Regions from separate parts of the Homo sapiens genome. Here region 2 is linked to region 1. The links are chromatin contacts, found by Hi-C or POLR2A ChIA-PET in ENCODE. All regions are on one chromosome and are shown on one strand. Each heading gives the region's core, a stretch centred on a gene start or an enhancer-like site at or near the end of the contact. The rest is flanking DNA. Distances are from core to core; before and after follow the strand shown. Region 1 has its middle 16 kb from the start of HLA-DPB1. Region 2 overlaps RXRB (retinoid X receptor beta).

Region 1 (3,650 bases), core at 452-2,951:
GTGAATGTTATGTGAATGATAATACTTTTAAATTTACTCTGCCTAAAATGTAAGTGTTGTGGATAAAATTATAGAAGGTATCATTTTTCTTCTAAAAGTAAGAATGTAACTTGAAGTCTATAAATGTCACTAAGACTCTGGAGGTATTTTCATGTCCTTCACGATTTTGTTCCACTCTGAAATATTTATTCCATCCTTCCACTTCCCTGCCTTGCTTTATGGCTATATCAGTAATTTTTAATGTATTGTCCTGTAGGGTTTCTGAGATCCTACAGGAATGAGGTAGGAGGACTACTCAATATTGTTTCTACCAGGAGTTGTGTGACTTGGACAAGTTACTTTACCTCTGGGGTCAGTTCCCTACTATGGAAAATAAGTTCTTCTACATGGGGGTGTGAAGATTCAATGAGTAAGTTTAGCACATAGTAAGTGCCCAATAAATATTATCTTACTGTATTCAGCATTACCATTATCATAGACGGATGTTAAGTCTTCAGGGACAAGGGAAACAACCTATATCGTCCATGGGTCATTTCTGTCTTTGTTTCTTCTCACTCCTTTTCTTTTCTTTCATTTGCATTTCTCATTTTCTGTGTTATTCCTTCATGTTCCCAATAACCTTCCTGTTACCTGTTTGCTTCCTGCATTCTGTGTAGCATCCTACGTATTCACCCATTCTCCATCTTCTCCTTCATGCAGCAGACCATGTGTCAACATATGCGGAGTTTGTGCAGACGCACAGACCCTCTGGGGAGTATATGTTTGAATTTGATGAGGAGGAGCAGTTCTACGTGAACCTGGATGAGAAGGAGATGGTCTGGCCTCTACCAGAGTTTATTCACACCTTTGACTTTGGTGCTCAGAGGGGTATTGCTGGCATCGTCATGGCAAGGAAGCACTTGAACACCCGGATCAATGGTCCAAACAGACTTGGGCCACAAATGGCACTGCCTATAGCTGCCTGTTCCTCTCAGAGGGGTATTGCTGGCATCGTCATGGCAAGGAAGCACTTGAACACCCGGATCAATGGTCCAAACAGACTTGGGCCACAAATGGCACTGCCTATAGCTGCCTGTTCCTCTAGAGTCCAGCTGGAGGGATGGGAGGGCCTCTCTGCCACACATAGAACTAGAGGCCATGATGCCCACTCATGAATGAGCCCCTTCCCTGAGAGCGAGAAATCTTGGGTCCACACAGCTGGGTTCTTAGGACAGCAGAGGAGGAGGCATTTTCTTCTTACTCAAGAGAAAGGCTGGGCTGAGGGGGCCAGGTCAGGAGCACGAGAAGCTGTGACCCTGTCCAGGAGCCCTAGGGGAGCAGGAGGATGGGCCTGGGAGAGGTGGCCCCTAATCTGGTGAATATAGGACTTGGGGTGGTGGAACCTTTAAGAATCAGCCAATGGCAGTAGGCTCCTTGGGTTCTATCCCCTTTTGGAGCCCCCACCGAGGTAAGCGTCTTTCCCAAGGAGCCTGTGGATCTGGGCCAGCCCAACACCCTCGTCTGCCATGTTGACAAGTTCTTCCCACCAGTGCTGAACATCACGTGGCTGCGCAATGGGGAGCCAGTCATTGAGGGTATTGCAGAGACCATCTTCCTGCCCAGCAAGAAACTCAGATTACACAGGTTCCACTATCTGACCCTCGTTCCCATGGCCGAGGACACCTGTGACCTCCAGGGGGAGCACTGGGGCCTGCACCAGCCTCTCCTCAGGCACTGGGGTATGGAGCGCCCTCCCTCTGCCCTCACGGCCTTGGCACCACCTTTATTTCCTGGGCCCATCGCCCCTCAGCACCTGCCTTCCTCAATCCCATGTTTTATGGTCACTTTATCCAAATTTCACCATCTCATGGTTTCGAATACCCAACACCTCCCACATCCAAGGCCAGCCCCTGCTCTCTGTACCTTATAACTCTGTCTTCCCTTGGTGCCCCAGAGGTCCATGAACTAATCCAGGTGCCTGAGACCATGGAGATGCTGGTCTGTGCCCTCGGCCTGCTGGTGGGCCTGGCGGGGGTCCTTAATGGCACCATTGTCTCAAAGACCAAGCGATCTGACAGCATCCCCGGGTCCAGGGGCTCCTATGAGTCATCCTATAGGTGTATTAGGGACAGAGTGGAAAAGACGAGGTAACAAGTTAGGGGTGAAGAGTGGGAAAGAGAAACACTTCACCAGGGGCTCTTTGAGCATTGATGTTTTACTGCCATTGGGCTGGATAAAAACATTAACAAATGTAATGAGAAATGACATTCATTGAGTTGCTTACTATGTTCTAGGCACTATTCTAAGTGCTTCTCATGTGTTCACTTATTTACATCTGGAGGTTGGTTCTTATTTATTTCATGTTACAGAGCAGGAATCAGACACCGGGAGAGGTGAAGACCACACAGCTTCAAAGTGCAAAGCTTGGATTTAAACCCAGGCTTTGGGCCTGCAGTGGCTGCAGTCTTGTCCAGTATTTAGATTATTTCATCTGCAGTCACTATCTGTCTTCCTACATTTTACACAGCCTTAATTTTCTTCTGCCCGCAGAGTGATGTTCAGAACTTCCAATGCTATGTTAAACATTTCCAGCAACGAAGGACATCCTATCTTTTGCACAATCTCAAAGGCAATCCACCTCATTTCTTTGAAATATATATGCTATAGATTTTTGGTTCACTACCTTTAACATGTCATGAAATTGATTAAATTCTGTCTATGTCTTGAGCTGAATTCAGTTTAAATTAATATGAATTTTGCGGAGTCCACTAATGTGTTAACCACATTATATATTTTCTGACACTGAAGAATCATTGCATTCCTAGAATAAATCTAAAATTGGTCAAAACGTATTGTTTTTATAATGTACTGTTGGATTCAGTGACATGGCTAAAATTAGTCCACAATCCTGTTCTCCTGTACTATTCTTAGCTGGCTCTGGAAATATAAATGAACCAACCTCATAAAATGATCTCAAAAATTCTGTTCCATTCTATGTTCTAGAATCACACGTGTAAGAGGCATGATCTGCTCCTGGAAATGTGGGAGGACACCCTCATCTGCAATAAGATCAGGACAGGGCCCTTTGGAAGGCGATTCTTTGCTTCCCATGACAATTTCTTTGATATTCTCTACTCTATTTTAGTTTTCTATTTCTTCCTGTAGTTTTGACCTTTATATCTTTCTAGAAACGTATCCGTTTTATCTAAATTTTCAAATTTATATGTATAGAGTTGGTCGTAAGATTTTGCATTTTAAAATGTGTATAAATGTCATTTACCCTTTTCGTTCTGAATCTCCTGTATTTTCCTTAGGAGTCTTGCCAGAGGTCTCATTAAAGTTTTCATTGCCTCAAAATTTGATTTTATCTTCTCTATTTTTATATTTCATTGAATTCAGCTTTTGTCCTTATTATTTACATGTATTTTCTTTTTGCTGTTTTTCTGCTTTTCCATCCTCTTAATTCACATAATTAGCTCATTTGTTTACAGTCATTTTACTCTAACAAAATTGTTTAACAGTCTGACATTCTATGCAGCATTTTGAATGAACTTATTTCATCTTTCTATAAAGACTAAACATCTATTATGTTTTCAGTTATTTCCTCTTCCTCCACTATTTCCCTGACTTTCTAGACGTCTAATTATTAAGATGTCAGATGTCTGTTTCTA
Region 2 (3,650 bases), core at 88-2,587, 110 kb before region 1:
GCATGCTTCCTCCCCTAAAAGAACTCTAATATTCTTTGTTTTTGTGTGTGTGTGTGTGTTTTTTTTTTTTTTTTTTTTTGAGATGGAGTCTTGCTCTGTTGCCCAGGCTGGAGTGCAGTGGCACAATCTCAGCTCACTGCAACCTCTGCCTCCTGGGTTCAAGCAATTCTCCTGCCTCAGCCTCCTGAGTAGCTGGGATTACAGGTGCCTACCACCACGCCCGGCTAATTCTGATATTCTTGATGTCCTTTTCATCTATCTGATTTTCTGCCCTTTTGATCCCATCTGCTTTCCCAAGACACCTGCCCTTCAGGGTCACTGTGTTGCACAATTTCAGGGGGGGCCTGTTTATTCACTTTGGGGTTGTGCTCCAGGGATGGCCTTTCACATAGACTGCAGTGTAAATGACAGCCTCTGGAATGTGCATTGCAGGGCCTTGCTTAGTGGTAGGGAATGATTTCCATCACTTCTGTGACATTCTGCTTCCCAATAAGTCTTCCTGTGACTTCCCTATTTCCCCCATCCCAGATTAACTCAACAGTGTCACTCCCTGGGGGTGGGTCTGGCCCCCCTGAAGATGTGAAGCCACCAGTCTTAGGGGTCCGGGGCCTGCACTGTCCACCCCCTCCAGGTGGCCCTGGGGCTGGCAAACGGCTATGTGCAATCTGCGGGGACAGAAGCTCAGGTATGTGGCTCAGAGGATGAACAGAGAGGGAGAGTCTGGGCCATGTATCATCACCTGTGGGATTCCCAGGGCTTATGGAGTTTGGTCAGAGCAAGTGACCTGGGGGAGGCCTGATGGGAGTAAAGAAGCTGAAGCTGAGATGTAGGACGCGATTGGGGGGAAGGTCAGAGGGAAAAGGAAGCAGCGTGTAGGGTTTCTGAACAGTGAGGAGACTGGGACTGGATCATCACTCAGCTCCTGGTTCCCTATCTCTGTATTTGGCAAACAGGGAGGACTTTAAGTTTTGCTAGGGGGAGATTGGAAACAGACTAAATGGTGAAGGTGTCTCCATGCAACCTTCTTATTGCTCCTCCCCTTTCCCTGTAGGCAAACACTACGGGGTTTACAGCTGTGAGGGTTGCAAGGGCTTCTTCAAACGCACCATCCGCAAAGACCTTACATACTCTTGCCGGGACAACAAAGACTGCACAGTGGACAAGCGCCAGCGGAACCGCTGTCAGTACTGCCGCTATCAGAAGTGCCTGGCCACTGGCATGAAGAGGGAGGGTAAGGACCCGCCCTGCCCAGGCGTCTTAGACCACATGCCCTTCTCCCTTATCCCACTCAGACTGTGTACCTCTCTGGAAGGGTGGACTGCTCTCTCTCCTCTAGAGGGCGATATTTGATTTCTCTCTCCCTTCGCAGCTCTCCTCCCTGTTACCCTGTTCTGGCCCTTGAGTTTCCTTCTTAATGGTTAGGCCTCTGTGGCCTGCACATATGACCCCTCCCTAGACTGATCCTAGGATAGGATAACTTTTCCTTAGCCATGATGGGCTGTCTCCCCATTTCTAACCTGAGTGGTTCCTCCTCTGATTCCATGGACCTTCTCTGGTCTCTGTCTCCTGTTATCTGTGATCTTTCCTCTAACTCCTGGGACTGGGCACTCTTAAGCTTACAGACTTTACTGAAGACCTCAGGGCTTCCCTTCCTTCTTCTGTGTCTCCATCTTATCTTCTTAAGTCAGATTCCTAGGATTCTGAGAGACACTTTAGAGCATATCTTGGTCAAAACACCCACTTTAGAGAAGATGAGCCTGAGGCTTGGCTTTCCCAAGGTCATGCAACAAAGGAGTGGCAGGCAGGTTTGGGATCAGAACCCACATCTTCAAAGACCTAGGCCAGTGCTCCTTTCACTGCCTATTTGTTGAGTCAGAAGAGCACAAGATTTGCACTCAGACACACTTAGAGTCAGTTGTATGACCTGCCATGTATTATATGAATTTAAGCAAACTAATCTCTTTGAACCCCGAGTTCTTCATCTTAAAAATGAGAATAAATGCTTCCAGCATCATTATGATAATTGAGTGAATGGTAAAATGTGCTTAGCATGTTTCTTGGCATATTTTATTTAAAAAAATTTTTTTTTTCAATCAGCTTTCTCAGGTTGAATCTTGGCATGTTTTTTTTAACCATGTAGTAGGCTCTCCATTTAAATTCCTCCCTAATTCTTTTACCTACCTCACCCTTCCCGACTGACTTACCTGCCCTTTTATAACCCTTCCTTCAGGGCTGCCCCCAGTCCACCCTTTCTAGTGACTTCCCCAATTCCTATAAATATCTCCCAAGGGCCATGAGATCCTGATGAGGCCGTAAGGATATTTGTGGAACCCCTTCATGGCTGGCTGCTGACTTTCCATTTTTTCTCTCCCCCTTCCCCCTGCAGCGGTACAGGAGGAGCGTCAGCGGGGAAAGGACAAGGATGGGGATGGGGAGGGGGCTGGGGGAGCCCCCGAGGAGATGCCTGTGGACAGGATCCTGGAGGCAGAGCTTGCTGTGGAACAGAAGAGTGACCAGGGCGTTGAGGGTCCTGGGGGAACCGGGGGTAGCGGCAGCAGCGTGAGTGTTGGGGTCAATCCACTCTCCTTCGTGATGGGGGTTGGGGGAGGCAGTCTAGGTCTGTTCTACATCCCCTCCCCCTCCTTTCCCCTCATAACCTTCCTAACACTACTTGGGACTGGAGGTGCTGCCAAACAAGGTCTTTCAAACATCTGAGGTGGATGTGATAGCTCCTTCTGTCTCCACTCCCCAAACAACCCACTGGCAGAACCATAGGCATGTCCCAAATAAATAATTGTTTGCACTAATGCCAGAAGAGAAGACTCACTTACAGGGATTGGTTTGGATGGGGCTCACAGGAAGACTATATGTAAGGAGGGGGTGTCAAAAGCCTCTTACAAGGGGGCTCCCAGCATATCTCAAAATCTTCCATAACTCTTACCCCCGTCCCCTGCAGCCAAATGACCCTGTGACTAACATCTGTCAGGCAGCTGACAAACAGCTATTCACGCTTGTTGAGTGGGCGAAGAGGATCCCACACTTTTCCTCCTTGCCTCTGGATGATCAGGTCATATTGCTGCGGGCAGGTCAGTGACCTTGGATCCCTTTGACTTCTTGACATTTGACCCCTCTTTGACTTCCCGATCTTTAGTGACCCCAGTGGCCTTACCTTGCGTACCCAGGGAGCCAAACTTGCTGACCTCGCCACCTCTTTTCTCCTTCTCTTCCACTGATGTGCTTTGAATCCCTTGGCCTGATTTCTGGCTCCTGACCCTTGCTGCCCCACCCAGGCTGGAATGAACTCCTCATTGCCTCCTTCTCACACCGATCCATTGATGTTCGAGATGGCATCCTCCTTGCCACAGGTCTTCACGTGCACCGCAACTCAGCCCATTCAGCAGGAGTAGGAGCCATCTTTGATCGGTCAGTGGCCCTCGGCTAGGCTGGCATGTAGATAGAGGGGGTGGGGCTATAGGCTGGTCCGTGTCCAAGGCTGGCTGAGCTGTGACCTTTGAGTGACCTGCAGGTCCCTCTCCAGGGTGCTGACAGAGCTAGTGTCCAAAATGCGTGACATGAGGATGGACAAGACAGAGCTTGGCTGCCTGAGGGCAATCATTCTGTTTAATCCAGGTAAGAGGAGGATTACCTTT

The links. A loop is a pair of places that touch in the nucleus more often than their neighbours do. ChIA-PET counts read pairs that join two places held with the same protein, here RNA polymerase II (POLR2A). Pooled maps may share reads with other maps.
Region 2: a loop to region 1 is called in a pooled map, with 2.3 times the contacts of the local background. The contact joins two enhancer-like sites. A Hi-C loop is called at or near these places in 1 of 50 pooled maps. POLR2A ChIA-PET finds 5 or more read pairs at or near these places in 5 of 52 experiments (H1, HEK293, WTC11 and 2 more).

Annotation. Positions count from the first base shown.
Region 1 is chr6:33,090,187-33,093,836 of GRCh38, reverse strand. It overlaps the pseudogene HLA-DPA2. Among named protein-coding and RNA genes, the nearest start is that of HLA-DPB1, 16 kb to the right of the region's middle. Within about 2 kb of position 1,701, at least 2 of the 41 ENCODE cell types and tissues checked have a DNase peak (open chromatin) inside an H3K27ac peak, as active enhancers do.
Region 2 is chr6:33,195,343-33,198,992 of GRCh38, reverse strand. RXRB (retinoid X receptor beta) reads left to right here. Exons shown (of 10, transcript NM_021976.5): 3 at 529-685; 4 at 1,052-1,231; 5 at 2,387-2,559; 6 at 2,957-3,086; 7 at 3,291-3,423; 8 at 3,539-3,630. Among named protein-coding and RNA genes, the nearest start is that of RXRB, 3.5 kb to the left of the region's middle. RefSeq lists a silencer at 1,136-1,336. Within about 2 kb of position 1,337, at least 7 of the 41 ENCODE cell types and tissues checked have a DNase peak (open chromatin) inside an H3K27ac peak, as active enhancers do.